Regions from separate parts of the Homo sapiens genome. Here regions 2 and 3 are each linked to region 1. A link is an interaction called in ENCODE POLR2A ChIA-PET data of the cell type or tissue named here. Cell type or tissue: CD4-positive, alpha-beta T cell. All regions are shown on one strand. Links, peaks and the distances in the headings refer to the core of each region. The heading gives the core; the rest is flanking DNA. Region 1 has its middle 67 kb from the start of ZNF217. Region 2 overlaps TSHZ2 (teashirt zinc finger homeobox 2). Region 3 has its middle 26 kb from the start of BCAS1.

The links. ChIA-PET counts read pairs that join two places held together with the same protein. Peaks named below come from ENCODE experiments on the same cell type or tissue, not always from the same donor. Only the 100,000 strongest peaks of a DNase experiment are listed, where the experiment ranks them.
Region 2: POLR2A ChIA-PET joins it to region 1 with 5 read pairs; 2 of 35 experiments call an interaction of 5 or more read pairs at or near these places.
Region 3: POLR2A ChIA-PET joins it to region 1 with 5 read pairs; 1 of 35 experiments calls an interaction of 5 or more read pairs at or near these places.

Annotation. Positions count from the first base shown.
Region 1 is chr20:53,657,072-53,665,486 of GRCh38, forward strand. No RefSeq gene overlaps it. Among named protein-coding and RNA genes, the nearest start is that of ZNF217, 67 kb to the left of the region's middle. RefSeq lists enhancers at 3,141-3,200, 3,211-3,270, 4,191-4,250. In CD4-positive, alpha-beta T cell, for the core only: no CTCF peak of the experiment used is centred there; DNase peaks (open chromatin) are centred at 3,250 and 4,070; H3K4me3 peaks cover 1,647 bases; H3K27ac peaks cover 1,444 bases.
Region 2 is chr20:53,076,529-53,084,943 of GRCh38, forward strand. The region is part of intron 1 of TSHZ2 (teashirt zinc finger homeobox 2); the gene reads left to right. Among named protein-coding and RNA genes, the nearest start is that of TSHZ2, 110 kb to the left of the region's middle. In CD4-positive, alpha-beta T cell, for the core only: no CTCF peak of the experiment used is centred there; no DNase peak of the experiment used is centred there.
Region 3 is chr20:54,092,829-54,101,243 of GRCh38, forward strand. No RefSeq gene overlaps it. Among named protein-coding and RNA genes, the nearest start is that of BCAS1, 26 kb to the left of the region's middle. In CD4-positive, alpha-beta T cell, for the core only: CTCF peaks have their summits at 4,074 (motif pointing right) and 4,275; a DNase peak (open chromatin) is centred at 4,083.

The sequences.
Region 1 (8,415 bases), core at 1,411-6,410:
TCATTATAAAAGATTTGGAAAGGTCATATGGAAACATCACACTACCAATAGAAGGATTTCTGAAGTAGTTGAAAGCACCAACTTTACCTAAAACAACAAAACAAAACAAAAAATGTAACCAAGTTGTTATAAATTGTCCGCTCTAAAGTTCTAGAGATCTTATGGAATAAATGCAGGCTATTATTATTATTATTTTTTGCTTCTGCCCAAAGCGAAGTTTAGTTATTTAAAAAGCCACTGGAATTGTGCTTTCAAGAAAGCAAAAATGGCTTGTGTTTTTCATATTACTTTGAAAGGGACAGACATGCCCTTCAACAGAAAGCAATAAGCTGCCATTCAAAGAATGGAGTTTCCCTGCAGCTAATGGCAGTGGGATCTGAATCAGATAATACACATATGTAGAATCTTTAGGACCAAACCACAAAAAAAAAAAAAAAAAAAAAATCAAAGCAAAGCAAAAAGCAAAACAAAACAAAACAAAAAAAGAAGAAGTGTAATTCAAGTCCTGTATAAATTAAACCTACAGTAATTTTCTCAAAGTGTATTTTCTGTTTTAGGTTACTAGAGTATTTTAAAACTTTCTCCATGAACAAATAGGAATGTCCATATACAAAAAAAAGTGGAACCTGGATTCCAGCCAGGAGGGGTCTGCAACCACGTAGAACAATTGGAGACTTAACAATCTGTAATATTCGTGTTATATTCTATAATATTCACTGAAATAGACCTCAATGACTTTGAGCTCAGGACTCCATGAATTTCTTCCACATGTGCTTCCTCTGGATGATGGGGGAGGCAGGGGAAAGGGAGAGCAAACAGCTGCTTGAGATGGGAGGGGGCAGAGAGGTGAGGAGGAGAGGAGCTTAGGAGGACTGAGATCCTCATTACCTACCCTCAATAGCTGTGGCACAATAATTCTTTTCTTTTGGAATGCAAATATGGTATTTATAGCCAATCAGGTCTTTTGAGTGGATTAACATTTAGTCCTTTTGATATGGGAAGAAAGAAGGGGGAAGGAGAAGGAAGAAAGAAGAAAAGAAATTTAAAAAAATTAAAAGTAGGGAGAAATAGATTAATCCTGACACTAATATAATGATCTGGATAGCTAAACTACATCGATGTTTCTGGGGTGCCAGGTATAGGCTAACACTTTCTTTTTATACTTATCCCCTAAATCTCCAATTAAGTAAACCTTACCCTAGCTGACACTCCCTCAGTTTCTTCAAATCTTTTAGTCATCTTTCTTGAGGGCATTTAATGTTTTTCCTACTTTAAATTCACGCTCTTGCTAAAGACCATCTATGTAAGATAGGTGCACTATTCATGGCACAATTATGCGGTTCCCAGTTAAAATGTGATAAGGGAAGTTATAGCTGGATTCTCCTATGATGTAATGTAGTCTTTGAATGACACTTTAAACAGTCACAGCTTTTCTCCATTGGGATCCCCATTCTGCCCCTCAAAGCTGTGTGATCTTGGGTACCTCTTCACACTTCAGTTTTGCCATCTGTAAAATGGGTATAGCAATGGTATCAAACCTTAAGCGGCATTACGGAGGCCAAATATGCTAATGTGTATGTTTGGTGTAGAGTAAGCCCCAAATAAAGACTAGCCATTGTTTTCGTGGCCATTTTTTGTCTGTTGAGAAACTGTTAATGCAGCAACTTTCTCCGGGTTAGAGTTGGATTAACTAACAAGCTTCTGAGGAAAATATTAAAATTTCCCGTGATTTTCCACAGTGGCTATTTAATATATATTACATCAAGCAAGCAGGTAAAGAAAAGCAATACTTTCAGGTGTAAATACAGCACCTGGATTGGGTTGATTTTGGTAATTCGGTTTTTTTCCTTAGACAAAGCTAGGTTTTCAAGCCAAACAGTACACAGCTGTAGAAAACAGTCACTTAAAATTTCAAAAGGTTGCTCTGTATGTGTAATTACTATTATTATTATTATTTCAGACAGAGTCTTGCTCTGTCGCCCAGACTGGAGTGCAGTGGTGTGATCTCGACTCACTGCAACGCTCAAGGGATTCCCATGCCTCAGCCTCCTGAGTAGCTCGGTGTAAAATTACAGGCATGTGCCACCACGCCCGGCTAATTTTTGTATTTTTAATAGAGATGGGGTTTCGCCATGTTGGCTAGGCTGTTCTGGAACTCCTAACCTCAAGTGATCCGCCCACTTCGGCCTCCCAAGGTCCTGAGATGACAGGTGTGAGCCACCTTGCCCGGCCCCGTATGTGTAATTATGTATCTACTTTTATTCTTGATGTTGTTTATAAGTACATTCCCTCTTGTTTTTCTTACTCATTCTTACCAATGGACTTAAACTTAATTTTATTGGACTTTACAAAGAATGAGTGATTTTTTTTTTTTTTTTTGAGACGGAGACCCCGTCGCCCAGACTGGGGTACAGTGGCGCAATCTCGGCTCACTGCAAGCTCCGCCTCCCGGGTTCACGCCATTCTCCTGCCTCAGCTTGCCGAGTAGCTGGGACTACAGGCGCCCCGCCCGGCTAATTTTTTGTATTTTTAGTTTAGACGGGGTTTGTTTCACCCTGTTAGCCAGGATGGTCTCCATCTCCTGACCTCATAATCGGCCCGCCTTGGCCTCCCAAAGTGCTGGGATTACAGGCGTGAGCCACCGCGCCCAGCCGAATCAGTGATTTTACTGATCAAAAAGTATTGGTTGTTTTTTATTTATGTGACAACTTCCGCTCTTAAGTTTATGAATTCCTTTGTATATTAGATTATGGAAGTGTCTTTAAGAAATAAATACAATTTTAAAATATCTATCTACAGGTAATATCCACATCTCTATGTCTATCGATAGAGAATAACATTTAGGGAAACGGAGAGGGGAGAGGGAGCTAGAATGGAAAGGGCACCTCACAGATGATTTCTCCCCTAACAAATTTTTGTTTTGTTTTGTTTTGCTTTGAGATTTTACTTTTTTGCAAGAAGAATCTATTTAGGTATTAGTTGAATTTTTCATCGGTCAGGTCCAAAGAACAAGGGGGGGTGGGGAGGGGACGGCGGGAGAGTGTGGCAGGGTGTGGGCGGGGCAGGAAGAAATGGGGGCCCACCCTGAAGGCTTTCTTAGGTCCTTTTCTCAGCCATTTTCCTCCTTCCCCAACCGGAGAATTGCCCCGCGTGTGCAAGGAGCGGCGTGCCTCCACGCAGCAGCAACAACAACAGCCGCGCGAGTGGCCGCAGCGTCCACGCCGCCCGCGAGTGGCCGCAGCGTCCACGCCGCCAGCGCAAAGTCGGTGCGCACAGCCTGGCGCGAGTTCGAAGCTGGAGAGGGCTGTAAAATAGATTGGGGGGCGGGGGAGACCACGTGATTTTCTGGAACGCTGGCTCGCCTCTTTATTTTGATTCTCGAGTAAACTTACAATCCCCAAAATGCGTTGAGGGCATCGGAAAGAGTAAAGTCACGTTCCGCTGGAAAGGATCACTTCTTAAGTTCACATGAACCTATTCTTTGATCCTCCTTCATTGCTGCTTAAGATTTACTTCTCTTTCAAATCAAATAATGTGTTTCTTTCTCATTCTGAGAAAAGCTTTCAAGATGTGATTTCCCTTTTGAAACACTTTGAAGTCTTTCCCCAGCACATCCTTTCTTAAAGGGATTTGGTAAGAGGAGATAGGCCTGGAGGCCAGGGCATTTTAAAGTCACTTTCCAAATACCCTGTGTTCCCTTAAAGAGTCTTGAATTGAAACATCCCAGCTGCTGGAAGACGTTTCCAAATGTGACTCTGTGGCTGCAACACCCTAATGTCTTCTCTCCTAGGACCCTGGTGGGTCATAAAGACAGACAGAGCAGAAAGGAAGCCTTTAGTTTTTTAAGTAAAGCCACTTCCATGGGCTTCCTAAAACAACAAGGATTCTCACATTTAGTTAGTCCTCTCTGTTAGGACATCAAGGGAGAAACAGCTGAAATCCAGGGCTGAACATTTCCTGGCGCGGCTAGATTTGAAGCTTCCAGTATGTGGAGTATCACCTTCATTCCCTCTGGGGGCGTCTATATGGTTTGTGCCAGGTGGGAGCACCTGCCCCGTGGTGGCCAAAAATACTGACAGCAATTCAAGCTTCTCACTTCCGAATGAGATGTTTGTACACGAAGTGACCTTTAATTGTGTCTTAGAAACTCATGTCAGATCAACATGTGGTTTCACTTATTCAGGAGAGGTTATTACATTTCAAGCTGTTTTGTGTTAGTTTTTAGCATTTAAATGAAGTATTTTCTCTTTCATATATTTGATGTGGCTCAAAGAAGCTTGCTTCTTTTTCTTTTTTTTCCTTCATAGATTTTATTGTTTGATTAGATCTTTTTGTCAAGTCAGATCAAAGATGGCTTTTCCTTTCTTTAGGAGAGAGATCTTTTATGAAAACAAATCAATAGAACAGATTTCACAGTAAAGAGGCATTTTGTTTAAAAGATTTTGAAAAGAGGAAAAAGATTACAATGAGGGTAGAAGAGAGATGTTTTTATTTTTGTATTCTATTTGTCTGTCAAAGAGTTAGATGAAAGCAAATACTTTGGCATTCTCAACTTCAGATTTACTGTGGGGAGGCTTTGCAGACTCAGCTAGATAGACACATCCTTATAGAAGAATTCACTTTACCTTTTAGCATCTGGGAATATCCGAGAGCTGGTGGCTCCTCCCTACCTATCCCTGCTCCCTCCTAAGATGATGTAGATGCTGGATTCTTGGCTTTTTGGCATCTTTTTCAGATGAACTCCTTCACATGCTTCAAGAGAAAATGCAGGAGTTTCTAGATAGCATTCATGTTTTTGTAGCAACTTTTAGTTCCCTCTATCCAGGGGCTACCACAGTATATTGAAATGATGTGTTTACTTGGTGGCTATGCTGCTCTTTAGGGGCAGGAAAGGGCTGGTTCACCTTGTCCCTCTCCCTGCTTGTCGGAGCTCAACAAATATTTGTCAATCTGAACTGAACAAAGGCAGAAATGTGGTCAGTATTCCCTGTGCTATTTCTTTTTTTTCTTTTCTTTTTCTTTTTTTTTTTTTTTTGGGATGGAGTTTCGCTCTTGTTGCCCAGGCTGGAGTGCAATGGCACGATCTCTGCTCACCGCAACCTCCACCTCCTGGGTTCAAGCAATTCTCCTGCCTCAGCCTCCCGAGTAGCTGGGATTACAGGCACGCACCACTGTGCCCAGCTAATTTTGTATTTTTAGTAGAGACAGGGTTTTTCTCCATGTTGGTCAGGCTGGTCTCGAACTCCCGATCTCAGGTGATCCTCCCGCCTCAGCCTCCCAATGTGCTGGGATTACAGGCATGAGCCACCGCACCCAGCTCCTTGTGCTATTAAAAAAAGATAATTAAGATTATATTGGGAGTATTTGGCAGTCACCAGGTAAATAACATCTGTAAAACATCATAGATGGAATATATGGATGCCTCTAGACAGCACTTATTATCTCACTCAATATGTGTTTTTCTTATCTGTCTCTTTTTTTAAAATTTTTTTTTTTTTTAATTTTTTGTAGAGACAGTGGTTTCACTGTGTTGCCCAAGCTGGCCTCGAACTCCTGGGTTTAAGCAATCCTCCCACCTTGGCCTCCCAAAGTACTGGACTTACAGGTGTGAGCCACTGCACCCAGCCAGTACCTGTCTCTTCAGCCTAAAATGTCTGCTCCATCAGGGCAGGATTTTGTGGTAAACATTTAGAACAATGCCTGAGACATAGCAATAGCTCAGAAGTTATTTGAAGCAATCTACACATTTCCTCTTTCCCATTTCCGGGCATGATGAAGGGGTAAATTAAGAACAGTCATCCAAATAATTCAAGTAAAAGACAATCTTGAGGCCGGGTGAGGTGGCTCAGGCCTGTAATCCCAGCACTTTGGGAGGCTCAGGTGGGTGGATCACTTGAGGTCAGGAGTTTAAAACCAGCTTGGCCATCATAGTGAAACCCTGTCTCTACTAAAAATACAAAAAATTATCTGGGCATGGTGGTGTGCGCCTGTAATCCCTGCTACTCGGGAGGCTGAGGCAGGAGAATCGCTTGAACCCAGGAGGCAGAAGTTGCCGTGAGCCAAGATCGTGCCACCGCACTCCAGCCTGGGTGACGGATCGAGATTCTATCTCAAAAAAGAGACAATCTTAAGTGATTTGCCAATCCAGAAACCTCAGTTGTGTGGTTGCTACAATTCTCCAGTTGCCTTGGCTGTGAGTGAGGACTTAGGCATCCAGAGAGTACATCATGTATATAATAGTTGATGCCTCTCCAGTGCCCCAAACAGTATTATCAATATATCTTTTGTTTTGTTTTGTTTTGTTTTTGAGACAGAGTCTTGCTCTGTTGCCCAGGCGGAGTGCAGTGGCATGATCTTGGCTCACTGCAACCTCCTGCTCCCAGGTTCAAGTGATTCTCCTGTCTCAGCCTCCCAAGTAGCTGGGATTACAGGTGTGCACCACCACACTCAGTTCAATTTTCTATTTTTGTAGAGACAGGGTTTCTACAAAACCTGTCTGGCCATGTTGGCCAGGCTGGTCTGGAACTACTGACCTCAAGTGATTTGCCTGCCTTGGCCTCCCAAAGTACTGGGATTACAGGTGTGAGCCACTGCCCCCCGCCTCCAAACAATATATTCTTTATTCATTCAAATAATCAGGCAATTCCATGAAAACAATCAAGAAAATGCATTGGGCCGGGTGTGGTGGCTCATGCCTGTAATCCTGCACTTTGGGAGGCCAAGGCAGGAGGATCACTAGGTCAAGAGCTTGAGACCATCCTGGCCAACATGGTGAAACCCAGTCTCTACTAAAAATACAAAAATTAGCTGGGTGTGGTGGTGCGCGCGCCTGTAGTCCCAGCTACTCAGGAGGCTGAGTGAGGCAGGAGAATCGCTTGAACCCAGGAGGCGGAGGTTGCAGTGAGCTGGGATCCCACCACTGTACTCCAGCCTGGTGCCGGAACGAGACTCCGTCTCAAAAAAAAAAAAAAAAAAAAAAGCATTGATTTTTGTATCAAAGTATCCTGAAGAATTGCTGAAACAAAAATTTTAAAGTATGTCTTTTTCTCTCCATTTCTCCTAACACGCTTCAAAGGGTGGATGCTTAATAGAACTTTCTTGACTTGACCCCAGCCAAGGAAATTTAAAAAGTCAAAGCACTTGGTGTGTAGGATATAAGCTCCTTAGTGCCTGAAACCCAGTGAAGTCCTGCTCTCTGCTGTAGCTTACACACCTGGCAGAATGCCTGGCATACAGTGGGTGTTAATGAATGAATCGTGTCTGTCTCAGCTACTGTTTTATAGATTGAACTTTAGGTACCACTTCAAATCTTGAAAAGTTCTGGGAGAAATTTCCCCTGCATTTACAATGTAGTGGTTGAATGGCTAACCATTTAATTTGAACATTTAGGCGGCCACCTTGTATGCGCAATTAAGTTTCCAACCACAGTTTTGCTTGTTAATTACATATGGCCTCTGTAATTAACAACATGTGTGAAATACACCAGGCTTTTGGTAATAGAAGAAGCAACAAGGAAATATATATGTATATTTCAGAGAAATGAGCATTGAAGGAATACTGGGAGTCAAAAACAAAAAAATCAAAGCAATTAGATAGTGTTTTCCCCTTGTTTACAGCCAAGGGCCTCTGATAGCAGGTGTAGGCTCTGGTAAAAAAAAGAAAAAAGATTTTTTTTTCTCAGGCCAATGCAGTCTGGCCAGCCTAATTTATTTACTCAGTGCATTGGTTAGCTTTTTTCAATTTTTCAAAATTTTTTTTCTTTTTTTTTGTTTGAGACAGAGTCTCACTCTGTTACCAGGGCTGGAGTGCAGTGGCAGAATCTCGGCTCACTGCAACCTCTGCCTCCCTAGTTCAAACGATTCTCCTGCCTCAGTCTCCTGAGTAGCTGGGACTACAGGCGCTCACCACCACGCCACCACCACGCCTGGCTAATTTTTGTATTTTTAGTAGAGACGGGGTTTCACCATGTTGGCCAGGATAGTCTCCGTCTCTTGACCTCGTGATCTGCCTGCCTCGGCCTCCCAAAGTGCTGGGATTACAGGCATGAGCTAACGTGCCCGGCTCTTTTTTTTCTTTTTCTTTTCTTTTATTTTAAAGCAACAGGATCTTGCTCTGTCCCTCAGCCTGGAGTGCATTGGGCGGATCATAGCTCACTGTAGCCTCCAACTCTTGGGATTAGGGATTCTCCTGCCTCATCCTCCAAATTAGCTAGGAATACAGGCATATTTCATCAGGCCTGGCTTTTTTATTTTTTCGTAGAGACAGGGTCTTGCTATGTTGCCCAGGCTGGTCTTAACTCCTGGGCTCAAATGATCCTCCCACCTCAGCATCCCAAACTGCTGGATCACAGGCATGAGCCACCATGTCTGGCTGTATTGGTTAGCTTTTGCTGTTTAACAAATCACCCGAAAAGTT
Region 2 (8,415 bases), core at 1,811-6,810, 580 kb before region 1:
GGGCCAGATTCCATACAAGCGATGCGGAGGTCCTGACCCAGTCTGAAGATCACTGAGGGCTTACTGAGATGAGTGATGTCAAAGCTCACAGCTAAAAAAGAAAAAAACAGCACTAAATTAGGTTGATGGTGGGAGGTGAGGGTGGAGCAGGCCATGGAGTGGAGAACATTTTAGGCACAGGTACCTTATTTGCTGACAACATGAGGCAGGAAGATGTTGCACATTCAATGAACTTAGGAAAACACAACCTGATGAAGGACTAGATGGAGGATCCTGGAAGGCTGGAAAGAGTTAAATTATAAAAGGGACTTGCAGATGCATAATTCATTTTGGACGCAATTCAGAGAGTGATGGGAAGTCATTAAAGAAAGAGTTATAAACAAGACCCTGATGTGCAGTTTCAGAGTTTTGCATTTTTGTATCCGGAAGAATCATGGTATTCCTAAGAGAACTCGGGCTTAGAGAGAGTGGAGAGGTAAATTCTGATGGAAAAGCAAAAGAGGGGAAAGGAAAAGTGTGACCAAGTGGAAGTAGTCTCTCAGGTGCTGAAGACACAAGTCTATGAGCTTAGCAGAGATGAGAGGTAAAGATAATGCTCTGGAGGCCAGGCACGATGGCCCATGCCTGTAATCCCAGCACTTTGGGAGGCTAAGGCGGGTGGGTCACTTGAGGTCAGGAGTTCGATACCAGCCTGGGCAACATGGTGAAACCCTGTATCTACTAAAATACAAAAAAAAAATAGCATGGTGGCGTGTGCGTGTAATCCCAGCTACTTGGGAGGCTGAGGCAGGAGAACCATTTGAACCCTGGAGGCAAAGGTTGCAGTGAGCCAAGATTGTGCCACTGCACTGCAGCCAGGATGACAGAGTAAGACTCTACCTCAAAAAAAAAAAAAAAAAGATAATACTCTGGGGATCATCTGTACAGTTGGAGCTGTGAGAGTGAATTAGTTTTGTTTGAGAAGGGAGAGTTAGCAAGGGGAGAAAAGATTGACAAGACCAGAGTCTTGGGACCTGTCCACATATTAGGAGCAATTCTGGATGATCCAGAGATAGAAAGGCAAACAGAAGGGAGGACGACCCAGGAGGTTTAGGCACATCATACACAGCAGCCAAGCCTGAGTCACACAGACAGGGTAGTGGAGGTATCAAATACTGCACAAAGGTCAAAGAAAAACAAAGCCTGACAAAAGGCCAGTCAGTGTGGCAATTAATAGATCATTCGTTATCGCTGAAAAGGAGGTTGGTGACTAATGTTTGGATTACATCACCTTGGACAAAATTAATAACAAATTTCCTGATAGTCACTTGCAAAGATGCAATGGAAATTGGCTGCTCACTCTCCCTGTCTGTTCTGAAATTTCTTAACTTTGTGAACACTCTAATCTCCTCTGAGTACTGCAGCAGAAAATTGAAATGTGCCCTGTGTACAATGTGGGTGAGTTTCTGTTACCCAAATCCTTACCTTTTAGATGTTTAGAATGTCAACTTCTCCAATTTACTGAATGCGTAGGCAGAGTTTGCATGACTGTTTCTGAGAGTGAATCTATCGGAAAGGAGGGAGAATGACATGCGAAGAGCTTCTATCAATCACGAATCCAGCTTTAGACTGCAAAATCTGTGTGTTCACGCTAAGAAAGGGAGATTTCCTGAAGTCAAAGATCTAAACCCAAAATCTAAAAACATATGAGTAAAGAGTTTTGCACTTAGGGGGATTACTCAGAATAGAGAAAATAATGTGGGTTTAACCATTTCATGACAGCTTTTTTTCTATTCCTTTGAATGAACACCTAGACATTTTTTAAATTAAAATTTTGAGTAATACTTGTTCATTGTAGAAGATTTGCCAAGTCCAAGAACTACAGTATGCCTGACACCTAATAAATACTCGTTAAATATTTCTTGAAAAAAGACATGAAATGGTACAAGATAAAACTGGATTAGAGGGACTCTGGCATATTTGGGATCATGTTAACACTTTTCGATGTGGTCTTTGAGCATGGAGGAATTATTATAGGTTTTTAGTCACAGGATTACATCATAAATTATCTTTGAAAAATACCCTGGCTGCATTTTGCTGGATGTATTGGAGTAGAATGAGGATGGATTCAAGGACAGCAGTGAGGTAGTTACTGTGATAATCAGGTGACAAAAAGATGGTGGCTTAGACTAGGCTGGCAGCAATAGAGATGTAGAGAAGTGGGTGGATTGAGATAGATTTGGTGGTAAAAATCAATAGAGCTTGGCTATATGGTAAATTTAGAGGTACGCTGGGAATAATGGAGTGGGGGAAAATTTTGGTAAAGGTAAAAATCGTAATTCCATTTGGGAACTGTTAAGTTTGATGTTCAAGAGTTAGGGAGAAGACCATTGGGTACTTATCTGGATTTCAACATAATACCCAATTACATCAATGTCAAAGTCCTAGCAAATAGAACATAATGAACCCCTGGCAGTGGACGAGCATGTTTAGGGTGAGATTATTGAGGAAGAAAGACTAAGCCCTGAGAAAGGCCAATATCCAACATTGAAAAGGAAAAAAGTCTGCAAAACATGAGCTTTTGGAGAGCGTGGAAGACTATCAACATAGGGTGATTGTCAAAATAGGAAGTAATAGAGAAGAGAGTGTCTCAAGAGGGAAAAAGTGGTTAGCTCTACTAACTACTTTTAGTAGAAGTCAGTAAGGTGCAAGTTGAAAAAATGCACACTGGACTTAACTTGGCTGAGCTCCTGGGTGAACTTAGTAAAAGCATTCACAGTAGACCAATGGGAGGAGAAGCCAGACTGGGTGGGTTGAAAAATAAATGAGAGATGAGAAATAGAGACAACAGTGTGCATATCTCATGCGGGTTGCCAGACAGTGGTTAACGTAGACAGTGACATGTTCACACTGGAAGAGGTTAATCTGCAGAGCAAGTGCAAAACCCTCTCAAATCGCTGCTATGTTTAAGGCATCTTAGCGCTACAGAGACAGAATAATCCTGTGTATTGGGAATACAGAAAGGAAAAAATCAGGAATGCAGAGACTTCAAGTCTTTAGAGGCCAAATTCCAAGGCTTTGGTCTGAGCCAGGCACTATTTCAAACAGCTGGATTATGTGCCAATATGCCTAACGAAGTGAATATCAGCTGGCCCCACACTGGTAATAAAACGATAATAACTCTATAAATAAATGTATTGAGTGCTGACTGTGCCCTCTATCACACTAGCCACTCTATACCCTTTATCTCATTTAATTTTCACAAAAGCACCAGCAGATAGCTACTATAGCTACTAGTAACCTTTTTCTTTTTCTGTTTTTTTTTTCTTTTTTTTTGCAGAAGAGATCCTGAGGTCCACAAAAGTTGAATTATATGTCCTAATACACATAGCTTATGAGTGAAGCCGTGATTCTGATTGGTCTGACTCCAAAGTTCAACTTAGGTTATTCAGTCTCTTCAAGTTGTTGTTGCCCAATGAAAACTTGTTGCCTAGCTAACTGGAAATCTGACTGAATTTCCAGACTAGCTCAGCTTACCTAATTTAATAAAAAACATCAAGACCCGAAAAGCAATTATGTAGAATGATTCGAATCTTAAACGAGTTAATATATCCAGAGCTCTTATGGTACCAGACGCATAGAGAGCCTTATGTATGTGTTTCCCATTAATTCTTACTAAAAGGCTCTAGAGAGAAATTGGTCTGCCCTTCCCTGGTGCTAATCAAACATTGTGAATAGTAACACCATTTTTTCCTCCCAAGGGCCACTAAATTTCTGCTTCTTACAGAGTAGTTTTCAACTTGGTCTTAAGGAAGAGGATGGTATTTCCTGGCTTTGTGCTTAATCTCTTTACAGGAAATGATATTGTTGTAGGCAAGGACAAAGGTACAAGTGTACACATTTAACAAATGCATTGAATCCTCTATTAACATTGCAAGTCAGTTCTTTAGAGCAACAGTCCCCAACCTTTTTGGCACCAGGGATCAGCTTCATGGAAGACAATTTTCCACGGACAAAGGTAGGGGAGATGGATGGTTTCAGGATGAAAGTCTTTCACCTCGGATGATCAGGCATTAGTTAGAGTCTCCTAAGGAATGTGCAACCTAGATCCCTCGCATACACAGTTCACAACAGGGTTCGTACTCCTATGAAAATCGAATGCCCCTGCTGACAGAAGGCAGAGTTTAGGTGGTAATGTTCGCTCGCCCACCGCTCACCTCCTGCTATTCAGCCTGGTTCCTAACAGGCCACGGACCTGTACCGGCCCGCGGCCCAGGGGCTGGGGACACCTGCTTTAGAGTCGTATCATTTTTGTTGATCCAGAATAACAAAGAGATGAACAGCCTAAGTCCACCAGCTATGAGTTTGGGATTGAATTTGACACCAGTTTAATTGAGGCAGCCACGGAGATCAAGGCAAAAATAACACTTCTTAAGGTCCCACTGTGTAGTGACAAACATTAGCTTCTTTAATCTTCATAATGCTGTCGGTTCTGCTATAATACTGCTTTTAAAACATGTTTTTTAGAGACAGGATCTTTCTCTGTCACCCAAGTTAGAGTGCAGTGGCATGATCATAGCTCACTGTAGCCTCAAACTGCTGGGCTCAAGCAGTCCTCCTGCCTCAGCCTCCCAAGTATCTGGGACTACAGGCATGTGCCACCACACCCACCTGTTTTTTTTATTATCTTATTATTTTTTATTTTGTAAAGATGAGGTCTCGCTATGTTACCCAGGCTGGTCTTAAACTCCTGGCATCAAGTGATCCTGCCTCAAACTCCCAAAGTCCTGAAATTACAAGCCTGAACCACTGTGCCCAGCCAATGCTTCCTTAAAACATAATTTTGCTCCAAAATGGTGGATACACTTTCAGCTTGACACTGAGTTTGCATTTGTGTACGTGTGACTTCGTCCTTGAGAAACACTGAACACAGAAAACTGCACCCAGCTGAACCAGGCCATGTAGAAATACACAAAAGCAAACACACACATACCTCAAACATCTACTCACTTCCTTCAGCTGGTGTGCCACAAGCCCCACCCACCCATGCACAATTGCTGTTACAACGCTGTAGGATTCCAGGTAACACTCCTCCCACCACTTCCAACACCCACTTCCACGGCTCTTTATTAAGGTAAAATACTTATTTATCACGGTGTTTATAAATTTTTTCACCATTTAACCTGCATAAAACGGTGCTACTGTTTGTATTAGGTTCCTGCTTTTTTATTATATGTTACTGACAGGAGCTTTGTTCTCCCAAACCCATTTTCCCCGTAAGCTCTGTGGGTTTTATTGTGAAATTTAGAAGACTGTGGTCCTTTTTAGAAACACACAAACACCTTATATTAGACTGACTGTACGTAAGTATGAAACAAATATGTTTATTCTTTTTTTTTTTTTTCTGAGACAGAGTCTTACTCTGTCGCCCAGGCTGGAGTGCAGTCAGATATTTTTGTTCTTATTCCCATTCCACAAATATGAAAATAGCCCAGAGGAGATGAATAACTTACCCAAGGTCACCCGTCACTGACTTTGTATTTGTGTAATTTCGTCACTCCCTTCTCTTAACAGACACTTCTAAATAGCTTCAAAGCACATTGAACTGGACAGTTGTTGCAAACCAGCTTCAACATTACAAAAATAAACATTTTCCAGAAAGGCCTTCACTCAAGATGACCCACACAACTCTTTGAATGGTCTATGTATTTTTAAATCATGTGGTAATCCCCTTTGTACATACTAAATAAGTCCCATTCTGCTCACATGTTAATAAATTTTTCTCATTTGTGAGAGTTGCTGAATAGAGCAAGCGAATTGTTTTACTCAGTAGGTGGTCGAGCCATAATAAAGAAGCCTCGTGATTAAGTAGAGTTGGAGCCTCTTATCTTTCTCACTGAGTGGGAGGCACCATTAGTAGTAAAAGTAATTACCTGTGTAGAACACGCTGATTGCATCAAGTACCTACTACACGCTACTAAGATAGTCATCTCCATTTTAGAGCTTCTTAAGAGATCTTCATTTGATGTTAATTTTACATTTTAAGCCAAAGTACATTATTTTTGGAAAACATTGTCTTAGCTGGATGAACTCATTTTTAAAGCCTTTCAAAGGACTTCTGTGCCCTGGTGATTCCCTCACCGATGCCCTTTCTCCAAAATGGCAGCTGCAAAGCTGTCTAAACAAAGTTGGAAATGATAAGCCACCTAAATGTGAAAGAATCTATCTGGCAAGAGTTGGTTTTATGTGGGGGTGAAAAACCTGTGCTTTCATCTATGAAATCACAAAGTCCGTTATGGGAAGGTGTTGGCTATTTAAAGCAGTAATTCCTGAGAAACTGTCCATGCCAAATCTTGTTAAATGTTGTACTGGATAGTTTCAGCAAATTTCAAATTCTTCTCTGATGGGAATATTAGAAACAGGGTGCTCCTGGTTAGATGGAGGCAAGGCCAGAGCCTTGACACTTAGTGGTGGTAACTCAGAAAGAGTCCTCAGCAGAGGGGTTTTGGAGGCCAGAGGACTCCCCCAGCTCTGTCTTTGGCTGACAAAATGACCACTACTTGCAACCTAACCTTCTGTGTATAAAATGAACAGATTGAATAGGTGTCCCATCTAAGTCCAAATTTTGATGTAGGTATACAGCTAATCATTTATTAGATTTATTAGAATTCTTTATGTGTGTGCATTTACAGTTAGGCATCTGTGCAATCGTCCAACCAATGAATCACACCATGCCTTTGAGTTTTCCAATTCTCCCTTAAATGTAGCTATCAATGTTATTTTTACTTATAGGACCCCAAAATGTGACCTTCCTTAGGGAGGTAAATAAGACATTGCTTGTAGGCCTGACTTGAGGCTTGTAAATAGCTTTCCAAATTAATAGGTCTGCAAAAATATATTCTGAAGCCTCACATTTCTATCGGTTTTAACCGTATAGCCAGGGTCGGTGATCCTTTTTTCGCCATATCTACTTCTTTCATATTGCTGATCACATCGGAAAGCCAAAAAAGGACTATCAGATATGATCAGGTTACCTGATAAAAAGAACAAACAGTTTTCGAAGTCAGACAGACTGGTTCAAATCCTGTTTCTGTTTATTCAGGCTCAAACCTTAGTCTGTCATTGTTACCAGCTGTGAGACATTCTGCAAATTATTTAACTAATTGAAGTATCAGTTTCCTCATCTATAAATTGGGCATGACAGTAATATTTGCTTCACCGTTATAAAGACTAAAAGCAAATGAGATAGTATGGAATTCTGTTTCTGTTTTTACTGGAAGGAATTATAAAAATTTCCAGTTTGCATTGATAACTTGAAGAGGGAATGTCTATTTTTTTTATAAGTTTTCTTCCCTTTCTATGTGAATTTTTTTAACTGTAAGCATTTATTGCATTTTTTTTACTTCTGTCTTTTAACATCATTTGATTTATCTTGGGTAAAATCATAAGCCTTCTTTATTATTGTTTAAGTTTCTCTGATTTAAAAAAACTAAAATATTATTAAAAATTAAATAAGATAACATAGCTAAGGTATTTTTCATAATGTTTGCCACAGAATAGCCACTAATCAAATTTGTCATAAGTAATAAGATCACTTCCATAACTACAAAAATTTTATAACCCAGGAAAAGTAAAGAACGACAAAATACACAGCAATTACTCAAAAGATTTTTCATTCCACTTATTCTGGTTAATTTCAGGTCCTGGAATCAAGAACAAGTGTTTATATATCGGTTAAATTGTTTTATAATGAATTTTGAAGAACCCTTGGAATTATTTTTGTGTTGGAATTATATTGTATTAAAGAGTGTTTGAAGCAATTTGGATATTCAAGTGGACTTAGTTTTGTCGGGGTTTTTTCCACTAAGATTTTTCACTGTTTGGGCATTATTTAAGATTCAGCCCAACAATATGTCACTAGCTAAAACTGAATGATGCTGTAATCCATACAGAGGACAAATGACAAATTTGTTGACTAAACTTCTATCAGTTTGGTTAGTGAGGAGCATTCTGATTATAGGTGGGAATTTTTGAGCAAGATTGACTCTTAATTTCATGTTCAATTTTTAAAAATTTATTCATCCTTTCCTCTGTTTTTCTTCCTTTCCAACCAAACTTCCTCCCTCCCTCCCTCCCTCTCTCCCTCTCTCCTTCTCTCCTTCTCTCCCTCCCTCCCTCCCTCCCTCTCTCCCTCTCTCCCTCTCTCCTTCCCTCCCTCCCTTCCTTCCTTCCTTCTTTGGTTAAGCACCTATTCTGTATTTTAAAACCAGTAGTCAAGCTCAGTTCATACTTTTTTATGCAAGTGCCTTTCACCAAGACAAAAACCAAGGCTTGAACTAACATTTAGCTTTTCTGAAAGCAATTTACTGAGAAAGTAAGATGCTTGGGTTTTTTCTGTGTAGACATTAATAATCATTTATTAGATTGTTAGGCCTA
Region 3 (8,415 bases), core at 1,107-6,106, 440 kb after region 1:
TCGGGAGGCTGAGGCAGGAGAATTGCTTAAACCCGGGAGGTGGAGGATGCAGTGAGCCGAGATCATGCCATTGCACTCCAGTCTGGGCGACAGAGCGAGACTCCATCTCAATAAATAAATAAATAAATAAAAATAAAGTGAGTCTCAACCTGTTGAACTATTCTAAAAAATCCATTCTGCCAATCTGTGCCTTTAATTTATTTACACTTAAAGTAATTACTGATAAGGAAGAACTTACTTCAACCATTTAGCTGTTTGTTTTCTGTATATCTTGTATGCTTTTTGTTCCTCAATTCCTACAATACTGCCATTTTTGTATTTAGTTGATTTTTTTTGTAGTGTATCATTTTGATTTTTTTTTTTTTTTTGGTATATGTTTCGTTATTTTCTTAGTGGTTATCTTGGGGATTGCAATTAACTTCTTGTACTTATCAAACCCTGGTGAACAATACCAACTTAATTTCAATAGTATAAAAACAGTCTGCCCCTAGACATCTCTATTCACTCCCCCTCCATATTGTTATCGTCACAGATTATATCTTTGTACATGTGTGCCCATTAACAATGACGTATAATTATTGTTTCATGAACCTAACTTTTAAATCATATAGAAACAAAAAAGGAGTTACAAAAGAACAGTAGGTACTTTGCATTTTTTAAAGTCTACCCATCTCATTTCAGTGTGCACCCAGGGTTAAGAATCCCCGCAGGGAAGAGCCTAATCAGGCGCTTACTTCTTCCTGTTTTAGTGGGGGCTGAGATTGCAAAGCAAACTAGCTAATTTGCTGGGACATTTATAACCAGGGAAGATTAAATAATATGTACAAGCAGAAACACAAGGCATATTATTAAAGCAAGCATGTGTGCAAAACACAGTGTCCTTTCAATTGCAGCATTGTTTGCCTCTTCCGCAGCTGGCTCCCAAGTATGTAATACCGCTGCAGAACTGGCTGTGGGGAGGAAAAAATGAAGTGCACTTCTCTGATTTTGTCTGGTGCCATCCACTTTCACTCAACCTTCCCTCAAGGAGAGAAGAACAATACTCCCATTGAGTCGCCTTTGTAGCTTGAATCTGAATCTGCTTTAATAATTCCTGTTTTTCTGTTTGTGTATAATTATTTCAACTCCCTGGGTCACTAAGTCCTCCCTGAAATCGGAGGGCTGCCTTATTTTCATATCTATGGTATAGAAAGCCCAAAGAATACAGTCAAATTGAATTTCCTCCCCCTGCATAAATGGAAGAGTTCATGAATTCTGTTTTCTCCACATGAACAATCTATTCTTGGGAAAAGAGAATTGCCCTTTACGAATGATGAAGGAGGCCATCGTCAATTGGGTGGAGTCCATTTTCTTCTTAGGAAGCAGCATGAAGAATTCATGGCTTGTTTGTTTCCTGATATGGGAAAAATTCACGTGCATAACAGCATAAATCCCACCCACATATTTAGGTAATAAATTAGGATGAAAATCTCCTACGATAATTAGATTTGAAAATGCCACGTTCCTGTAGAGCTATGCAAATACCTTAGGGAGTGGACTATGATGATGTTCCAATAAGCCTCAGTGTGTCTAGCTGTGAAATGGGCAACAAAGTCCCATCTTCTGAAGAAAGGCTGACATTGTCAAAGAAAATCATGAAGTGCCACATTTATGACTAGCTTTGAGATTCATGGTCTTTCATTTGAAAAAGATACAACGTAATGCTTCATAGGAGTTATCCTAATAGCTCGCTGCAATAGCAGGCGCTGATGGGATTCTTGCCTGCTGTACCGCGTCTTGGCAAATACTGATGTGGGATTATTTTGTTCGATCCCAATAATAAGCGTATCAGATAGGAAGTGATATTAACCCCACTTTTCAGACAGCAAAGCAGGGGTTCAATGAGGTTAACCCATTTATGCCTGAGGTTGCAATTTTTTAACTTTGAAAAATCAGACTTTGAGAAGCAGGATATAACTAACTCCCACATGCTTAGCGTTCCAATAATGGAACACTAGGCATAAATTTAATAAGCTCAGTTATACCATCTGAAAAGTGGGGTTAATATAACTTCCTCACTTCATATAACCTGCAGACATCATTGCCAGGATAGGAAGACAGGTCGCAGGGCAACTGAAGACCTGGTCACTTTTCCCCAGAGTTAGGGAGATGTAACTTGTGGAGAGCTGGATGCTTTTAGGCATTACACAAATGAATTCCATGTATTTATTTATTTATTTATTTTTGATTAAAAATTTTTTTTTAAAATTCTACTTTAAGTTCTAGGGTACATGTGCACAACGTGCAGGTTTGTTACATATGTATACACGTGCCATGTTGTTGTGCTGCACCCATTAACTCATCATTTACATTGGGTATATCTCCTAATTCTTTCCCTCCCCTCTCCCCCCACCCCACGACAGGCCCCGGTGTGTGATGAATTCCATGTATTTAAATGAATAAATCAAGCAACAAATGTATCAAGTAATGTCACACACTTCATTGGACAAATATTATTACTTTAGGGCAAGAACTAATAAAAACAAAATGAATAGGTTACAGAAAAAATATTGAGTAAATAATAATCCAGGTAGTACATGTCAGAAATCTTAATAGCTTATTCAAATGACTAGAACATATTTTTTAAATGGTGGAATAGAAAATGTGAAGGCCGGGCATGGTGGCTCACCCCTGTAATCCCAGCACTTTGGGAGGCCGAGGCAGGTGGATCACCTGATGTCAGAAGTTCAAGACCAGCCTGGCCAACATGGTGAAACCCCGTCTCTACTAAAAATACAGAAAATTAGCCACTCATGGTGATGGGCAGCTGTAATCCCAGCTACTCAGGAGGCTGAGGCAGGAGAATTGCTTGAACCCAGGAAGTGGAGGTTGCAGTGAGCCGAGATTGTGCCACTGCACTCCAACCCGGGCAACAAGAGTGAAACCCTGTCTTAAAAACAAAAAAAAGAAAGAAAGAAAATGTGAAGGACCCTTTATATTTTTTTAATGAGTGGACTCATTATTTCCAGAGTCATAGCCCCCAAATATTATCAGAACCTCTAATTGTCCAGGGGCAGGGGCACATTCCCAGTTCTCCTTTTGCCACAGGGCACAGCCCAATGCTGGAGCCCTGCAAACCCTTAGGAAACTTTGCTGAAAGTGTGCTGTGTCCAAAGGAGCCTAGGCGACTTTGCTGATCTGTCACCAACTTGCTGTGTGGCTTTGGGCAAGTCACTTCACCTCTCTGTGCCCCAGATTTTTTCTGTATAAAATAAATGTGTGAACAAGTTTGTATCTAAAGTATATTCCAATGCTATGTTTCTGGTTGGAATGAGCTAATTAATTAAAAAATTACTAAGTGGATATTACCTCTAGCTATTTTGGGGGGAAGTACCCTAGCCTGGGGATTTAGAGTGGGACTCTGGGTGCAGAATAACTGGTTTGAATCTTGTCTCCACCACTTTTTTCTTTCTTTTTCTTTTCTTTCTTTCTTTTTTTTTTTTTTGGAGATGGAGTCCCGCTGTGTCGCCTAGACTGGAGTGCAGTGGCGCGATCTTGGCTCACTGCAACCTCCGACTCCTGGGATCAAGCAATTCTCTTGCCTCAGCCTCCCGAGTAGCTAGGATTACAGCACCCACCACCATGCCCAGGTAATTTTTTTTGTATTTTTAGTAGACATGGGGTTTCACCATGTTGGCCAGGCTGGCCTCGAACTCCTGACCTCGTGATCTGCCCGCTTCGTCCTCCCAAAGTGCTGGGATTACAGGCATGAGCCACCACGCCTGGTCACCACCACTTCTCTCTGTGTGGCTTTAAGCAAGTTACTTAAATTCCCTGCACTTCAGTTTTCCGTAGAGTTCATGTACATCAGTTGTCAAAGGGCAGATGTCTGGCACATTGGAAATATTACCGAATGTTAGTTATCCGTGAATCGGGGGACTGATTTTATAACCACCCAAATCATATTTATTTCCTAGAGGAATGAAGATGAAAATAGTGGTGGTTAGTGTCTAGCATCGCACTATGTTTGCCAAGATTAATTTGCAATGAGCCGTTTTCAAACAGGATGTTCAGCCACTATATGTACTTCTTGAAGTAACCAGCAGGTGGTGAAGTTGGATTATATTTTAGATGGTCAGGGCCTGGTGTACCTCTTGCCTGGGGTTTTGTGAGAGAAAAAAAATAGCTTTCTTTTTTATCAGCACCCCAAACCATTAACATCTGGAATCAATAGAGGCTGTATCTGTCACTTAATGCTATAGAAATTGCAAGAAAAAAGTCCTGCTGGTTAGTATACCAGTTCTCAAAATGTCAGCATCATTTGTGTCACCTGGGGGTACTTGTCAGGAATGCAGTCTCTCTGGTCCCACCCCACAGGATGGAACTGGAAACTAAGGATGAGCCCAGTCATCTGTGTCTTCAAGAACTCTCCAGTGATTCTGGTGCACTTGTGTTATAGAACCGCTGTGCTAGAGGTCTTAGTATTTGCTGTGAATGTGAGTAGGTAAAGAGAGGGTATTTGGTGAGTGTCACTACCTCAGTGCAGGCCAGGGACCAGTGGTTCCACATCAATGTGGGGGAGTGTTAGAATGCATGGTCTCTGGCCACACCCCAAACAAGCTGGATTGAAAGTCGCATTTTCATCAGCTCCTGGAGATTCTCCTGGAGATTCTCCTGTATGATCTCTTTCTCTTTTTCTTTCCTTCTCTTCCTTTCTCATTCTCCTCTCTCTTCCCCTTTGCCATCTCCACTGCTCCCTTTCTCAGTGACAATTGGGCATACCCCTCGCAGTGCCGGCTGCTCAGGTGGGAAAGTGGAGAAGACTCTTCTATTTCCCAGCCTGAGAAAATTTGCTTACCTGTAATCCCAGCACTTTGGGAGGCTGAGGCGGGCAGATAATTTCAGCCCAGGAGTTTGAGATCAGGCTGGGCAACATGGCGTAACTTCGTCTCTACAAAAAGTACAGAAATTGACCCAGCATAGAGTCGTGCACCTGTAGTCCCAGCTATTGAGGAGGATGAGCTGGGAGGATCATTTGAGCCTGGAAGGCAGAGGTTGCAGTGAGTGGAGATCGTGCCACTGCACTCCAGCCTGGGACAGAGTGAGACCCTGTCTCAAAAAAAAAAAAAAAAAAAAAAGAAAGAAAGAAAACTTACTTGAAGCCTACTGGAGACAGACAGCTAAACATACAGTGTGGGACACCTGTGCTGCCACCTGAGTGCCAAGAGCAGGGAAGGACCCTTTGGGTTGGGAGCTTCGCACAGAGGGTGGCCTTGAGCAGCACCTAGAAATCCAGTTGAGATCTTCACTTTCTCCACATCCTCCTCTCCCCCTGTCGTCTGTTGTTCTTTTTCTACTTACCTGCCTTCTGGCTCTTTTCACCTGTGGATAATTTATTCCCACAACTCAGTCTCACCAGGATGACTTAAAGTCTAAAGTACACGTCAGTGGTTCTCAAAGTGCAGTCCCTTTCCAGCAACATCATCACTTTGGAACTTGTTAGAAAGACAGATTCTCAGGCTCACTCCAGACCTTGTTAAAGGAAACTTTAACAAGGCTTCCAGAAGATTCTAACACACATGACAGCTAGAGAACTGTGGCTTTAGATGGTGGCAGAAATTGTTCATTGCCTACTCAAGCCACGGGTTCAAATTCTTCTTGGTAACAGACCCAGATAGGGGTCCAAGTTTCAGGTGAGTAACAAACACTGTTCTCAGAAACAGTAAGCTCTTTCCCTTGCCCCAGGGGAATGAAATACGATTCGTCTACACTGCGATTCTACTTCGCAATGACATGTAGTGGCAAATTGGGGACCCAAGAAGCAACTGATGGCACAGTCTTAATAAGGTAATTTAACGGGCATTTCCTGAAAATAGGCTATTTATAGGAATGTGAATGTGTAGTAACGCAAGGAAGAGTGAAGTAACCACAGAAAACAGCCTGAGTTGCCTTCCCTGTGAGAAGGATCCCTTCAACTCTAGACCTAAGGGAGCAAGAAAGGAGAATTTAGGAGAGAGTCAAGTTGGGGAGTCCTTGACAGGAGCAATGACCTTATCTCAAAGTCCTCATCCAGCCTGAGGTCAAGCCAGGGGGGATGTCAGGGGACTCCTTCCCCTCTCCCCATCATTGTCTTCTCTCCCTGAGACCTTGAACTGGCACCCCCCATTGGCTGAGACCATCCGGGTATACAGGAACCCTAAAATCTTTACAGGTAGGCTTTACCAGTCTACATAGGGTATTAAAGAGCAGAATATGAGTTTGGGGAGCAAAAGGAAGACATCCTGTTCATTGGTCTAGGGGTGAGCAGGTGGCCCAATCTGGCCAATGAGACATATGGGAAAGTCTGCTGGACGCTTCTGGAAACATTTTCTTTCCTGACTGTCGTAGAAAGAAGGCTCTCCTTTCTACTTGCTTGGGATGCTTTTGAGAGGTTGCACTTCTTGGACTTTGAAGCCACCTTTGGCCACAAGGGGAATGCAAAGAGAACTACTGTCAAGAACCTGGATACCCACAGAGCTATTAAAAGGCCTTGGAACCCCCAGCTCCAGCCTTCTTGTTAAGCAAACAATGGATGTCTCTATAGTTTAAGCTTCTGAGGGTTGTGTGTTCTGTAATGGGAAAATCTGTGGAGTTATTGCTAGGAATGGTAATGGTGAAATCATTAAAACACAGACCCCAATTCAGAGTCAAATTCAGCTGTGTTGATGCCCTTGGATCTGATTAAAAGAGCTTCCTTCTTATTTGAGTAGGGGAAGTGGATTCTGGAAGACAATAGAATATGGACATGGAAAGGCATCCCTGAGTGCCTGAGGAGGGGGCTTCTGGGGGAAGAGCCTGGCAGTGATGCCTGGAGAGTCAGGGTCACACCCCTGGCCCAGGCAGAGGGCACTGCTCAAAACACCTTGTACCTCCCCAGGCAAGGTCCTTGTAACCCATGACCTCAGAGCATTGAGTACTTTAGCTCAGCTTCATCTGTGATAGAGAGGAGACAGCTCAGCCTGTCTCCTGTGAGGGGAAGATTTCTGTGTGTCTGAAGGAAAAGTTCTCTGCACTCGCCCAATGCACAGCACTTCACAGCTGCCCTCACCCCAGCATCGCAATCCTCTCAACTCCTGCCCTGTATCAGCCTCTCCCCTCCCCAAACAGACAGGCAGCCAGGAGTAAGGCCATGGTGGTTGACTCAAGCATCTCTCTTCCCAGGCTGAAGTTCCACAGGTCTTGCTCTACCAGCTACAGTCCTGTGACACTTAGCAATGGGGTATGTTCTGAGAAATGTGTTGTTAGGTGATGTCATCATTGTGGGAGCATCATAGAGTGTACACACACACCTTCATGGCATAGCCTACTACACATCTAGGCTAGATGGCTTGGTCTGTTGCTTCTAAGATACAAAATCTGTACAGCATGTTACTGTACCGAACACCTCAGGCAACCGTAACACAATGGTAAGTGTTTGTGTATCTAAACATAGAAAAGGTACAATACAAATATGGTGTAAAAGATTAAAAAAAAAAGATACACCTGTGTAGGGCACTGTATTAGTCCGTTTTCACACTGCTGATAAAGCCATACCCAAGACTGGGTAATTTACAGAAGAAAGAGGCTTAATGGACTTACAGTTCCACATGGCTGGGGAGGCCTCACAATCATGGCAAAAGGCAAGGAGGAGCAAGTCACATCTTACATGGATGGTGGCAGGCAAAGAGAGAGAGCTTATGCAGGGAAACTCCTGTTTTTAAAAACCATCAGATCTCGTGGGTCTTATCACTATCACGAGAACAGCATGGGAAAGACCCGCTCCCATGATTGAATTACCTCCCACCAGTTTCTTCCCACCACATGTGGGAATTGTGGGAGTTACAATTCAAGATGAGATTTGGATGGGGACACAGCCAAACCATATCAAGCCCTTATCACAAATAGAGACTGCAGGACTGGAAGTTGCTGTGGGTGAGTCAGTGAATGAAGAGTGAGTGAATGTGAAGGCCTAGGACAGGACTGTGCACAGGACTGTGGAATTTACAAACACTGTGCACTTAGGCTACACTAAATTTATAACAACATATTTTCTTCCTTCAATAATAAATTAACTGCTTACTGTAACATTTTTACTTTATAATTTTTTTAGTTTTTTAAACTTTTTGACTTTTTGTGATAACACTTAAAACACAAACACATTGTATAGCTGTATGAAATATATTTTCTTTACATATTTATTCTACAAGCTTTTTTCTATTAAATTTTTCTTTTTATACTTTTTAAGACATTTTGTTAAAAAACGAAGACACACACATTAGCCTAGGCCTACACAGGGTCAGGACCATCAATATCGCACTGTCTTCTACTTTCACATCTGTTCCCACTGGAAGTCTTCAGGGGCAATACTATGCGTGGAGCTGTCATCTCCCATGATAACAATGCCGTCCTCTGGATACC